2 separate regions of the Homo sapiens genome follow, and region 1 is linked to region 2. Evidence: read pairs that join two places in POLR2A ChIA-PET (ENCODE). Cell type or tissue: PC-3. All regions are shown on one strand. Links, peaks and the distances in the headings refer to the core of each region. The heading gives the core; the rest is flanking DNA.

Region 1 (7,771 bases), core at 2,307-6,306, 520 kb after region 2:
ATCCTGGCCTCCAGTGACTCACCTTGCCTTGACCTCCAAAACTGCTGGGATTACAGGCATGACCTGCCGCGCCCAGCCCAAACATAATGAGCTCTAAATTTTAGCAAGCAGTTCTTAGGATGGTCAATCATGAAATTCAAGAGGATCTCTATCTGATGTTATGCTAATATACTAATATAACTAATATCCTAATAACCAATATACTAATCAGTGGACAAAGGTAACATTAAAATGAAAAAGAGTAATTTATTTGCAGAGGTATTTTAATGTCACACTTTGTTTTAATTTCAAGCATATCATATTTCATATCATTGGACTGTGCTGGTTATCAATTTATTGAATTAGAACTCCACATTCATATTTCATTGCTTGCAGTGCAATAATATAGTTTGGCTCTCTAAACATTTTTCCCATGATGCCTCGCACAATCTTAAAATTTACAGGTAGAAGGTATTGGAGGTTCCTTGAAGGAGAAAGTGGCTTCTCTCCTTCATTCCATTGTGCTTGCGTTCCCTTTTCTCATCTGTCATGACTTCGATATGGAGAATGTTCATAGTCACTCACCCCCATCCTGTTTCAACATCTCCTCAGGAAACGGCTTCCCAGTGAGTTTCCCTGAGTTCATGGCAAGTTGCATGGTAAGTCAGAAAGCAGAATTCCAACAATGTCCTTAGGCTTTCCTAAGCATCTCTGCACAAGGTTTTCAGTTAATTTAATCAGCACAACAGAGGATTGTTCACTGCTTGGTTGTCCTAACTTATGGTACCTCCATGACTTTCCCATCCAGTAACTCAAGGCCAAAAACTCTTCAACACAGTCTGAAATTCGGGTTCTGATTGGAATTGAAGGAGCTTTTTCATTTGTTTTTCTTTGTTTCCTCTGTTTCAGCCCTCAAGAGAGTGGTTCTTCCCTATATTTGATATTCTTTTATTCATTAGTGTTCTTTTAATAATTCACATTTAACCTGTAGTTATTATTTACATGTTAACTTTTCTCTGTCAAATTGTTGTATGGTTTCTATCGCTTGACTTCCCTAAAAGATACATGCATTAACACAGAAAAACAATTAAATTTGACACTAAACTATTTCAAAGTCAGACAATGATCAGATCACTAAGAATAGCCAAAACTATTATTTTACACTCTTTTCTTGTTGCTATCTGCTTTATGCAATATCAGTATCATTCAATGCAATTTTTTAAAAGGCAGGAATATGAAATGAGAAGGAAAAAACCTTCAAATAAACTTATTTTTTTCAACACTGAGATCAAATACACGATTATGGATCAGAGTGCCTTCCAGCTCTGAGGATGTGGCTGTCCTGTTTTTAAACGTTGGCCAACTCATTGCTCAATGTATTTTCTTTCTTGTCTGGAATACACAGGTTTAAAAATACATCTGCATCTAATTTTAAATGTGTACATATCTTGTATTAACTTTTAAAAAGCAATTAGTCTCAATAAACCGACCTATTTCAATCATAATGATATTTCCATTGCTTTACCAGTTCTGGTCTTTTAACTTTTTAACACTGAGCCTTTTTTTTTTCTTAGTTTGATTCCCTGAAAGTTCATTAATAGAGAAAGAGTCTTTAAGAAACAAGTAATATTTTAAGACAGTAATTTGGGAAATTAGATATGGAATTGATGCTCTTAAATGTAGTAATCAGACCATTCTTTGAAAGCTTAATGATGGATTCAACACATGTTAAGCATACAAAATCACAAGAATATACAATAATATATGTTTGGCAAAAGTTCTAAAGTTGGGAAGAGTTGTTAAAATTTTGATTAGAAAATAATTTTTTGTATCCCACAAATTAGTACCAATCAGTAAAGTTGAGAATGGGATGACATTAAAATAGTGACAATTAACAGCTTTTTTATATGAAGTATATATAAGTATATATATGAGGTCTATATATTGGATCTACCTCAATAGTCACAACAACACCTTAATGGAAGGTAACTTTCTTACTACTCTTATAGGTGAAGAAGTATAGATTTGTAGTTCATGCAGTATGTCCAAAGTCACACAATTAATAAGTGACAGAGGGATGGTTTAAAATCAAGTTATTTAAACTTACAGTTCATATTATTTATATTTAACTTATTGGTTTAAAAATCAAGTTAGTCCATTTTTCTAAATTTTAATAAAAACTATTCACAAATATATTTGCTTTATATTTATAAAAATGATAAATATGATTTCAGGTAAAGAAAAATTGAATCCCTTAAATTACTCAGGTTTATTACAAAATTAGATATATTAAAATTACAATCAATATTCCAAAAATTATTCAATGGACAGCAATAAAAGAAAGAATAGAGAGATATAAGAATGGGAATTTTCACTGATCATTTTCTATATCCACCCCAAACACTATATCATGTAAGCTGGAAATGCTAGTCTTTGAAATATTTTAAAACAATGTTGAATGATTATTAACTTTTTCAGATTATGTTTGCTTGTGAATAATAGAGCTTTATAATAAAAAGATGTAAACAAGATACATTTTATTTTTCTTCCAGGACTGCTATAACATTTCTACCACATAAAGTTCTTAGCAACTTAGGTTCCATTTCTTGAGCTTGATGGGTGACATCATTCTGACAGTTAACATCTTGCCAGTTGGGTTTTCCTGGAATCAACTCGGAATTAAAGATGGGTGTGAAAGAAATTTATTAGCATTTACTCTTAGGATATATGTCTTAGTAGGAAGGAGAGGAAGCAGCACTGAACAGAGGATAAATCTGGCTGCAAAGCTGTTACAACAAGGTCTCTTCTCACAGTACAGGGAGCTCTGTAGCTATAATAGCTTTTCAGAGTTGTCCAGTGTTGGATCAAGAGGCTGGGGCTTTCTACCCACATTAATCGCTCACTAAATGCAGGGTGCTATGAAAACGTGGTGGGATCTTGGTCAAGATGACTTACGTCCTCCCAAGAGAGCAATACTCTAAGGTGGAAGGATAACTCCTTCTTCCTTGACGAGTGGCTCTGAAAGCACAACTCTGAATCTACTAGAGACCCTGTGGTCTAGTTTCTAATTTCAGACAGAAACAAGGAGAAAGTATGAATGAGAAAGTATTGTACTGAAATTTTTATAAAGTTTAAACTGTAACAAAATACTTCTACTTATATATTATTAGCCTGAACTTATTATTATAATGATCCCTCTTAAAATAAGAGATTATAAATATGTATTTATTTACAATACATTAAATTTGTCCAGCTGAAAATTGGAGAGGGAATTTATTAAAATAGATGAAAGGTGTGTATATAATAAGAATTAGCTCTATTTGGTACATCATAGAAACAAGAATTCTGAATCAGAGTGGAAATAACTTGCCAGGGTCAGATGTCCATTTATTAAACTCCTAATTGCACTAGCCTATGTCTATTTTCTTTCCACTACCAACAATTACCTTTCTAAGGTAAGTAAGATGAATGTATGAACAACTCAGTTTCTAATCAATTACAGTAAGTTACATATTCAAAGGGAAGCTACTGGGAATACCAAATAAATGCTTTCAAAATCATGCAATTATATCGTACTGCTCCTATTTAATTACAGGCAACATCAATATTTTGATGTAAGTAGGCAATTCATTTCCTCTTTCATTTCATATTTGAGATGCTGATGCTCAGATAGTATCTGACAGCACATAATCTGATAGTAAATAGTAAAATAATTCAAGCTGCATACAAATGTTATTTTTTATCTTCTTTTAAAATTATTTCATTTTTTTGCTTTTTCTGAAGACCAAATGATCAAAAATATTATGTTTTTAAAATTCTTAAATAACAAATTCATAATCAATTTTATTATACTTTAAATATCACATCGTGTAATACCCAAATCTTGTTAAGACTATTTTAAATCTAAAGATGTCTGGTGCAGAACCAAAATTTTTGATAGAATATAAATCTGTATACATTAGAATAACTAAAATTGTAGTTTATTGTAAATGTGTAGAAAAATATCACATAATCTACGTATGAGGAGTGTCATAAGGTTAGTCTTACTCAGTTTGTCTCTAAATTGAAGGTTGCTTTAGAGATAACAGCCAAATTCAAACACTCATTTTAGTGCTTCAGCATCCATGTTATTTTGCTTCATTCTATGTATCGTTTCCTTTTTTGTCTTTCTTGAGTGAGATTTTTTTTTTCTCTTGGTACAATCAGCTGTGGCCAGAGGGAATAAATTTACAAAGCTAAGAAGGGGCAGGTTCTCTGTAATTGGAAAACCATCCATAAACAAGTTCTAGAAGAAGTAGTTTACATTGCTGTATTATATTGCTATATTTTATTTCCGTCTACTTTATATTGATTAAATGATCTATTGTTAATTAGTTAAATTCTGCGAATAATTTCTAAATGTATTTAGAAAATAGAAGATAAAGTACTTAGTGAATGGAAACAAAACATATTAATATGAATAAAATCTGTCTAATTAAAGTAAACCGTATTCAGCTCGAGTCATGTGTGTGTTTACAGATGATTCAAGTTATTCCCAGTAGTTATGTTCTATAAATTTGGCTGAGCACTGAAGGAGTAAATACTGAAGAGTGCTTGTGGCTGGAATAGAGGTTAAGGGTCCTGTGAGACACCCATGACAACACCTTTGTCAACCAATGAATGCATAACCTTGTTTAATGTGCATTTCTTTTAAAAGGCATCTTATTTAATAAATATTGGTGATTCATTAACATAGAACTGGCCAAAAGCATTATATCTCATACCTCAATGTAGCTTATTTAACAAAAACATTTCCCCTTAAGGCATATCACAGCCATTCTGAGCTTAGGAAAAGTAGATTACACTTCAGTACTATACTCAGAGTCCACTTTAAACAGGAAAATCACCAACAAAAAGCACAAAAATGCAAAAAAATGTAATCCTAAATGTACTTTAAAAGGACCCTTGTTTACAGTATGAGGACTAAAACAAAAAGGTAGAGCACTGCCTTGTTTAGCTTCAGCTGGGAACTGTGTGTCAGGTGACTAAAATTGTTCAGTGCTGTCCGCATATCCATGAATGATGGTAAAAGCACCAGGTGTGTTGATTTTGGGGTTACACATAAATGTTAAACTTGTAAAACTGGCATATTTGCAAATACAGAGTCCATAAATACTGAGGATTTTTTAAACATATACACATTACTTTCTTTTAAAATAAAACATGTGTTACCCTAAATGTTTATGCCATATCAACATGATGGACTAGTAATATTTTTCAGTAACATACAGATATGGGCACAAAAAGTTTTACATCAATTTATCTATATACTTACCCCTTAAAAAGTCCTCATGAATTTAATTAGTAAAAATAATTGTTTTCTTATATGTTAAGACGTTTGTTATAACATAGAGGAGTAGAGTTTGACCAATTCACTCCAAATGTTGAGTGATTTTTTTATGTACTTGAAAAACAATTTATAAGTAACAAAATTTTCTGCTAATTGGAGTGCTAGCAAATGTTGGAGTTACACTTGAAAGCAAAAATGCAGTCCTTACTACTTCATATGTGCTTGTCTGAGACTGCTTTTATTAAGTCTAAGATGAGACAAGATTTGAGTTTAAAATTACATAGACTAGCCAGACAGGCAAACTAAAAGAAGACAGGAGGCAGGGAAGTTGAGAGGGGTCTCAGAAAGTTACTAGCAGGCATTCTCTGATTCTGTTTTTCTTTGCAGGTTTGTGATTGGTGACTTCACAGAAGGTTTTCAGGCACATGCTGAGAAGTCTAATTAAGAGAGTTATCTCCATTTGTGCAGGCTTGAGGGGGTACTTCAATCAAGTAGAACCTGTTGAAGTGTGAATAGGACGAGCAGGGGAAGTTGAAGTGTCATCAGGAGAAATAAGTTGGCTGTCGACCAAGAAGTGTCACAGGACAACTTTACTCTAGCAAAAATGTCTCCAGTTTCGTAAGAAGAGTTGGGGCAGAAAGAGCTTTTACCAGCACACTGGAAATTAATCTGTTTCTCAGGAATAACTTACAGAGCCCTCAGATGCCAGTTAGTTCAAATGTCAATTTATTATTTTGCAATGAGAAGGCAACTTACTCTTCTCATCTGAATAATATATTTTCTCCACTGAGGATGGATTTCCTTTAGATGTTGACACATTTTTCAATAATTGATTGATAGTCATAAAATCTAAATAAGGAGAAAATTTTAATAATAAATCCTGATAGTCTGATGCATGAATATTCTCAGTAGAAATATTCCTGCCTGCAGAATGAGGTAAGCCATATATCTCATATATCTTCACATCTGGCTACAGAAAACTGACAGTGACATTATTTGTTTCTCCAACCTCATTTTTTCTCTCTCTCTCTTTGTATTACTGACTAGTTCTTTTAACTGATCTATTTTGGAAGAGTATCTGGGAGTATTAATAAAACTATCCTTATAAACTTTATAAAATTAACTATTAACCAGGAAAGAAGGAAGGGGGAGAAACCAAAATAAACCAAGCTTGTAGCACATTCAGCAAATTGATCATTAGGTCAGCTTACTTTCTAACTCAGTCTCTCATAGTTAGTCGTTCAGTGCCTATTGCCTCAGAATCATGCAGACCCTATCATAAGAGTATAGTTCTTCTTAACTGTTCTGTAGATAACAATGTGAACTTTATGAAACATTAAGTTTCCCCTTTGAGAGATTCTTTCACGTCCTGCATACCAGTGAAACTGCGGATGTCAGTTGGTCTGAAGGACTCTGTGGACAACAGCTCATCTGAAGGACCTCATTGATGCCAGCTGGTCTGAAGGACCCAGTAGGAGCTGACGGACCTAATAGTGAAGTTTCAAAATCTGGGTGATTTCATTCTCCTTACCCTAACCAATCAATGAACTCAATTTTCCAGCCCCTTTCACTCTATGATCCTATTTTAAAAATCTTGGCCCAGAAATCCTTGGTGAAATGAATCTGAAGGTCTCTTCCCATCTCTTCCCTAGGTGTCCTGCAATCATTAAACTCTTTCTCTGCTGCAGATCCTTCTGTCTCAGTGTATTGGTGTGTCACTGCATAGCAGGCATATATATGACCTATTGGTCCTACAGCGTTAATATGCAGTTTTATCCCAAGAACTTGGAGGTAAGTTAACCTGTAAAAATAATAAATCAGGCAAACCTGATGCCACAGAAATAGTTAGCAATCTGAAAATACAGCAATAATTTATCAGTGTATGCTAGGTAGCTTGGGAAGCCTGGAATTAAAAATGATAGTTTTCTAGCAGTAACTTGATGAAAATTTATTCAGGGAGTATGTCACAGTTACATTTTGTTAGCTAAAATTTGACCTTTTCTTTCTTGTTTTTTTACTTTTATTTCTTTAAGAGATTGTATGTTCACAGCATTGGATTAAAATCCTGGTTCACAACTTATACCCATCATTGCATTGTGCAAGATTTTATGTGTGTATCTATATGTGTATGTGTATGTGTGTATGTATGTATGTATATATGTGTCTGTCTATTGATCTATTGATCGATCGATTGATCTATTAATTTAAAAAGTACCATATAGCGGAATGTTAGAACAAAGACAATAAGTTAACTTAATCACCATGTGGTCATTCCCTATTTTCTTTTCTTCATTCTCCCTCTACATTTATCTTTATTATAAATCTTGTGATCATTTTTTTATATACATAATTTGAATTATCTATGTAGAGGATAAAACTACATGTGAGATGTTTCCACTATACCTGTGAAGAAATCCACAAAGATTCAATTTCCTCTAGTATTGAGAGAGAGCAGCAGAGCAA
Region 2 (7,771 bases), core at 1,398-5,397:
AAATGAGTGAGAAGACATTCTCTGGAATTAATTTCTAAATTAAATTAATATTTTAAATATATAAAACAAGCTAGCCTCAAAAGTGTAAAGAAGCAGGATGACTCCCCAGTTATTTAGTGACTTCTATAAAGTTCTCAGACTTTTTCAACACATATAGCAGTCAACTTGATATATATTTAAACATCTTTGAGGCTTCTTTATGGTTTTAAACGTGTCCGCTCCAAAATTTATATTAAAACTTAACCCCAAATGCATCAGTATAAAGAGATGGTGCCTTTAAGAGGTGATAAGACCATGAGGGCTCTGCCTTCATTGATGGGATTAGCACCTTGTAAAAGCATTAGAGGAAATAGCTAGGTCCTCTGTCCCTTTTTGCCTTTCTGTTACATGAGGCACCTACACTTTGCTTTCTGACGATGCCGCAACAAGGTGCCATCTTTGAAGCATAGTGTACTTTCACAAGACACTGAATATGCTGGAGTCTTGGTCTTGAAGTTCCCTGTTTCAGAACTGTGAGAAATTTCTATTATTTATATATTATTCAATCTAAGGCATTTCAATATGGCAGCAGGAAGGGACTAAGACACTAATTTTCATATAGGCACCAATTTTCATATAGACACCTCTGCATTCTTTTCATTAAGCTTAATATGAGGTCCATGCCACCCTCACCCCACAGAAATATCAATTTGGAAAACTATCCACATACACAAGTATCTTCACAAGAGCTAAAGAAACCAGGTGAGAGATCACAGTACCTGGTTGTGGAAAAATAAGAAGAAAAGAATCATTGAAGAAGGAAGGAAGGGCAGTTTTACATGGCCTGTCCCCAATCCCAGGCAGCAAGCCCAGAGAAAAATACTGACTGCCTGGGGAAAGCAGGGGGAAGTGAACACAGGACTTTGCTTGGTCCCAGACACTGGGCCCACCACAGTAAAACTCAGTACCAAGCTGACCCCATGGCCCGATATTCCAGACCAGTACCTGTGGACTAAGACTCCAGAACCGCCAGGTGGAGCCATATAGCCCCTGGCTTCCGGCTTGCATGACAGACTCAATCAATCTCTCATGTTTTATGTGTCTGAAAATGTCTTTATTTAAACTTTGTCTTTCAAATATATTTTTTGCTGCATAAGGATTTTAGTATGATTGCTTTCTTTTTATATTTTAAAGATATTAATCAATAGTTTCCTATTTTGTGTTATTTCTAACCAGAAATCTGCTCTTACATTTAACTTTTTTCATCTTCCTTGAATGTGTTTTTCTTTCTCCATTTTTGACAGACATTCTATTTTTACTTGTTTTAAGCAATTTGGTTAAGACGTGTTTTGTTACAGTTCCCTTTATGATTCTCGTACATGGGATTGGTCGTGCTTCTTAAATTTTTGTATCTACAGTTATAATGAAATTTGGAAAATTTTGGACGACTATAGCTTCAGATTTTTTTTGTACACCTCCACCTTTATGGAAACATTATTATTAGGCTGCTTGAAGTTCTCTCTTTGTCACTGATTTCTATTTTTAGTATTTTCCCCCTTTTGTTTCACTTTGGATAGTTTCCATTGCTGCATCTTCAAGTCCTCTATTCTTTTCCTCTTCAATGTCTTTTCTACCATCATTCGTTCCTGCATATTTTCCATCTGATTGTCCTATTATAGTTTTCATCTCTAGAAGTTGAGTTTGAGTGGAACTCCATCTCCTCTACTCTGAGAAACTGCCAGGATTTTTCTAGATTTTATCTTTGGGCTTTGGTTATTGATTTGCAGAATTTTTGTATATTCTTTATATAAATTGTTCGTCAGGTAAGCACATTAAAAATACTTTTCCCAGATTGTATCTTACCCTTAAATTTTAATGTATTTTAAGAAATCATGATAAAACAATAAATTTACCATATGAACCTCTTTTAAGTGTACATTTCAGAGTTGTTAAGTATATCAATAAGCATATTCATGTAGTTGTGCAACAGACTTCTAGAAATGAAACTGTATAACGATTAAATACTAATACTCAATCCACCCTCTCCCCCTCCCTTGGTAACCACCTTTCCACTTTCTGTCTTTATGGTTTTGCTTCTTTAGAAACTTCATATTAGTGGAATCTTAGAAGATTTGTCTTTTTCTTTGACTGGGATGACTTAAGCTTTTGTCAAATTATTTGAAATACCTAGTGAAAACATACTACATGTAGGTACACTTAGATCACCTTACACATTTTTCATTATGTTTACTCTCTGGCTTTGAAATCTAATGCAGTGACAAATATACATTATATATTGCTATAATTTATATGTATTTCCTGCTTATAGTTTAAGACATTTTCATGCATCTTCCTTGTTTAAACTTTTATTAATATTTTAAATAAAGCAAAACTTGCTATGTGTTTTATAATCAAGGAAACTGGCTTGTCTACACATTTATTTGTCTCTTGTTTTATATGCAATATCAAAGTAGTATTAATTTCTTCATGTAATGGAATATGTCTTGGTTATTATTCCTATGTAATTATGTTTATCTTTCCTTCAACAGAAACAGGGAATAATATAAATACAGTCATGCACTGCATAACAACATGTCAGTCAACAACGAACTCCATATATGACAGTCACCCCAGAAGAACATAATGACGCTCAACAATTCCTACTGCCTAGTGACATCTTGATAATTCTGACCTGGTATAGGCCTAGGATAATGTATATACTTGTGTCTAGGTTTTTAACAAAAAAGATTAAACAGTAAAAAATAATTAAAATATTAAAAATAAAAGCATTTTTAGAAGTAAGAATATAAAAAATATTTTGTACAGATGTAAATACGTGTGTTTTTTAAGCTAAGTATTATTACAAAATGTCAAAAAGTTAAAAATTTTATAAAATAAAAAAGTTACAGTAAGCTAAGTTCAACATATTATTAAAGACATTTTTAAAAGTAAGTTTGTGTAGCTTAAGAGTGCAGGGTTTACATAGTTGACAGTAGTGTACAGTCATGCTTTTGGCCTGCACACTTACCACTCATTCATTGGGTCACCCAGAGCAATTTTCATTCCTGCAAATTTAATTCATGATAAGTGACCTATACAGGTGTACCATTTTTTATCTCTCATATTATATTTTTACTGTACTTTTTTTGTTTAGATATATATAAATATACAATTCTTACCATGGTGCTACCATTACCTACAGTATTCAGTGTAATAACACTTTGTATAGGTTTTTATTCTAGGAGCAATAGCCTATACCATACAGTAGGCCACACCATCATGGTTTATGTAAGTATTCTCTATGATGTTTGCACAATCATGAAATTGCATAAAGACACTTAATAATTATTAAATAAAAATGAATCAAGATGGTGGGGTTTTTGTTTTGTTTTGTTTTGAGACAGGGTCTCACTCTGTCAGAGAGACTGGAATGCAGTGGCATGACCGTGGCTCACTGCATGCTTGACCTCCCAGGTTCAAGTGATTCTCCCACCTCTGCCTCCCAAGTAGATAGGACCACACGTGCACGCCAACACACCTGGCTAATTTTTTAAAAAAATTATTTTTTGATTTTGGTTAAAATATCTACTATTTTTTAAAGATGTGTAATTTCTGACTACCATATGTTTTATTATTTGTAGAACTTAAAGATATTGTCACATTTCAAATACATATTTTTTGTACTATTCATGTAATCAGAAATTTTATTTTAAATTTAACATTCAAAAATAAATAAAAAACATCATTTAATAATGTTAAACTACACAGGCAATCAGATAAAACAAACAGTATAAATCAGTACATTAGAGATCTGATTACATATTTTTGTTTGTTAAACATATGACTCCAGGGATCTAAGCATCACCATTATTTGACACATTGGTCATCTGGAGTTGTCATGAGTTAGCAAACCAAAAATTCCCAGAGTTAATTTTACAAGCCTCAGTAGTTTGGGAAGTCTTGTCTCATCATTTTTTTTCATAGTTCTAACATTTATCACAGAATACAATTATAATTGTTTATTCACTAAAGCAAAACACAACCTTAGGAGAAATACAAGAGTTATGACCTGTATAATTAAGAAAAGAATGATGTTCCGAATAAATAGACAGGAGAATTTGACTTATCCCAAAACCCACAGTTTCTTCTTTAATCAATAAGTAAGTAACAATGAGAATAGTCTATATTTTCAACAATTGCTACTTTAAAGAATATCAAAAATTCAGAATCCACCAAGTTAATAAAACTCTAAAATAAATGAGTACATCTAAACCTGAATATTTTTATATTATAATACAGTAAAATAGTCAGTAAAATAATACAGTAAAATGACTATTTTACTGTATTATAATATAAAAATATTCAGGTTTAGATGTACCCATTTATTTTAGAGTTTATAATATAATACAATATTATTATACAAGTCGAAGATGTTATTGATGAAAATTCATGTCATACGCCTATGGTATGCTAAAATAAAGAGGCAATACTTTCAGTTAATATCTCTCTGTATCTTACTATCTCTTTCTGCTTCTCCTTTCCACACTGTCGGTTTTATAATTTTAGCAAGGCATGTAGTTGAGGTGAATTTTTTATATTTAAGTAAACTCTTGCATTTGTTTGGTGGAAAAATCTGATAAGCAGATAGGAAAGGAGGGTAAATTTTATAAAGGTATGATCAAACCAATAAGAATGATTAGCAATATTAGACAAGGCAACAAACTAACAAAAACGAATAAACACCAGCAAGAAACAAGAAGACAAATTGGATATCTTCTACAAGGGGGACGAAGTAGAGAGAGAATTGAAAAAAAAAAAGTGAAATAATAGAAGTCAGAACCATGGAGAAATCCCAGATTTGGTGGTCTGCCTCTGCTAATGTTGCTAATAACAAAAATGAATTTTAGTAAGGAATGAATATTTGGTATAAACTGCATAAGAGTGTGTGACAGTTTATGTGGGTGTGTGTTTGGTGCTATGTCCTTTTTAAATACTTACTAGAATTTACCAGTAAAGATACCCAGATCTGGTGGTTTCCTCATTAGAGGAAGTTAACTACAAATTTAACTAAAACAGCAACAACTAGGGCTATTCACATTCCTATGTCTCATTGGGAGAACTTGAGCACTGTCCTTTAACATGGTCAAGTTACTGGAAAATCTTTGATTGTGGCAGGATTGTATCACAGGTTTGCTAGGCAGGATTCCAACAACACAACAGCCTTCAGTTTACTAATAATTCTGTTCCACTGTTGAGGTAATACTCTTCTGATTATTTACTTGAAGTTCGTTGTATTGTGTATTTATTTTCACCTGGCATGGTAAAAATATTCTATTTCTGTGAGAGCGCCAGGAGTTGATTCACCTACTTCATTTGGGTGGCTCCTTTCCCGGCCTTGGCAATGTTCCTTATACCCATGTGCTAATTACTACTCAGATAGAGATTCATGGGGCATCCTCTGAAACTCTCTACAGAACTTTCTCTTACAGCTCTGTTATTTGTTCTTTGTCTGTAATCTCTAGACACCTTTGCCTCTCGAAACACCGAACTCGGTCTCTATAAGTCACTGAGCTGAACCTGCTTTCTTCTTCCCTGTCCTGAAACGTATTAATCACCTCTAGGTTGTGAGCTTGGTGAACAGGAGGGCTCATCTTGTTTATTTTCACTTTTATCAGGAATTACTTTTCTATGATGTCTGCTATCCAGTGTCTGAAAACTGCTGTTATATATACATATTTTTCACTTCAGCCTTATCCTGCTGAATTCAGGTTCTACTCCTAACAAGTTCTCCTCAATGTATAGCTTTCAAATGGAAGTGACCTTCAGAAAGTTTGAGAGTTCATAGGATCCAGAAGTTTCACATATTTCCCACTGTAATTGTGCCCTGTCCTTGAAGATGAAGCCTCTCTTTATTGGAGCAGCTATTCTCAGCTTGGCTTTCCATGCTTACTAGAAGGAGCAATGGTCTCTCAAATTACATGGTAACTCTTTGTTGTAGATTTGTGAGGCTATCATGAGTCACTTTGCCTTCCTTCCTGTTTCTGCTGAACCGTTGATAATAACCTAGGGTTCTGATTGCTTTTAGTGGTTTGACCCACATGTTTGCATCATTTGGAGTGCACTGGGGATACTTACTTGCTTAATTTTGTTATAAATGTATGTTTTACAATATTTTTTACTATAGTTGTTTAACTTGTTTTCGTTTGGAGAGGAGTTGAAGAAACTTGAGGAAATTTCAAAAACTGTGTCACAGAAGCTATCTTCAGAAGATAAAATTTCTCTTTTTCTCTCTCTTCTTGTTTTTCTCCAAATGTTCTATTTTTTTCTGAGTGTTCGAAAATAAGTTGCAGATATTTTGACACTTCAACCATGAATACATCTGCATAGATATCATAAAATAATACCATTAACATTATAACTGAAAATCAAGTATAGTTCTATAATGATAATGTTGTGTAATTAATATACAATCCATACACAAAGGTTCATAATAGTTCCAAAAATGCAACACACACAGAGAAATACAACAATTATGTTTCCCTATTCAAGAAATAATGGAAGTTGCCATTGTGTTTCCTATATCTCTTTGATCCCCTTTGACCCTTGGGAATTTCTGTTTGTCTGTCTTTATATCATTGATTCATTGGCATTATTTTTTATAGAATGTCCCACATTTTAGAATTATCTGAATGTTTTCTTATGATCCGAGTCTTTTTATACACCTTTAATAGCAGTGACTAATAATGAAGTTGTATAATTCTTACTGCCTCAAATCAGCAGACACATGATGACAGTTTGTATTCAGACGGTGTCTAATTTTCTATATGTTGCATAAACTGTGTCTTAGCTCCTTATTTTGTATGTATATTTTTTCTCTGTTATTGGAAAATAATTAATGCATTGATACTTTTAAACACTGTGAATAAGCTATGCCTCAGTATCTTTCCATTTATGCCATTAGCTTCCATTTATAATTAATACACTAATTAGTTATTGCATTGTAATTTGCAAAATGGTGGGTTTTCAGTCTTTCATTCAACATGAATTAATTGGCTCTTCTGAAAAAATAGCTTTCTGCCATTTTTCATTCTTTCTACCCCTCTTTCTTTTCTTTCTTCTCTTCTTCCATCCTTCACTCATTGCTTTCCTCTTATCTTTTTCTTGAGTATTTCTATGAGCTTATGAGTAGATATGTGAAAAATAACTAGATCATTTCCTGCTAAGTTTAAGAAAAATAATTAAATGCCCTTTATCTCTATCATTGCAATGAGAATATTGCAGTGAAACTATTAGGCCATGCAAATAGTAAACAAAACTCCATAAGGAATTCTTTTTTATCTAACAGTTAAAATCAATTTTTATAAAATTTAATATACGTCCCTTTTAGTCTCAACTTGTTTTTAATCATATCCTTTGGCTTCTCATTATTCATATCTCTACTATTTATCTAATTATTTCTACAGATATTAAAATAAAATAAAATAAGAAGCATACAGTCAGATTATAGAAGTTAATTAGGTATTAAAGCATAAAACATTTATGGATGCCACAAACAATTATGGATGTCATTAATAGAAAAGAAAGAACAAGGTTGATCATGTTGTGTATAAGTATCATAGTGAAGATAACAGGGGATGTCAGGTATCTAACTTTTATATGAAGGGTAAAATAGCCTTATAAAATAACATAAATAATATATAGCAATTAAATAACTGTGTGTTGTTAGGATGATGGAATGTACCTGTTAACAGTGACATGTAAATTATTACTGAAGAGGTTTTTGGTAAGAATA

The links. Peaks named below come from ENCODE experiments on the same cell type or tissue, not always from the same donor. Only the 100,000 strongest peaks of a DNase experiment are listed, where the experiment ranks them.
Region 1: POLR2A ChIA-PET joins it to region 2 with 5 read pairs; 1 of 35 experiments calls an interaction of 5 or more read pairs at or near these places.

The regions. Positions count from the first base shown.
Region 1 is chr13:87,089,006-87,096,776 of GRCh38, forward strand. No RefSeq gene overlaps it. Among named protein-coding and RNA genes, the nearest start is that of LINC00430, 180 kb to the left of the region's middle. In PC-3, for the core only: no CTCF peak of the experiment used is centred there; a DNase peak (open chromatin) is centred at 4,586; H3K27ac peaks cover 1,153 bases.
Region 2 is chr13:86,566,323-86,574,093 of GRCh38, forward strand. No RefSeq gene overlaps it. Among named protein-coding and RNA genes, the nearest start is that of LINC00430, 340 kb to the right of the region's middle. In PC-3, for the core only: no CTCF peak of the experiment used is centred there; a DNase peak (open chromatin) is centred at 3,869; H3K27ac peaks cover 2,456 bases.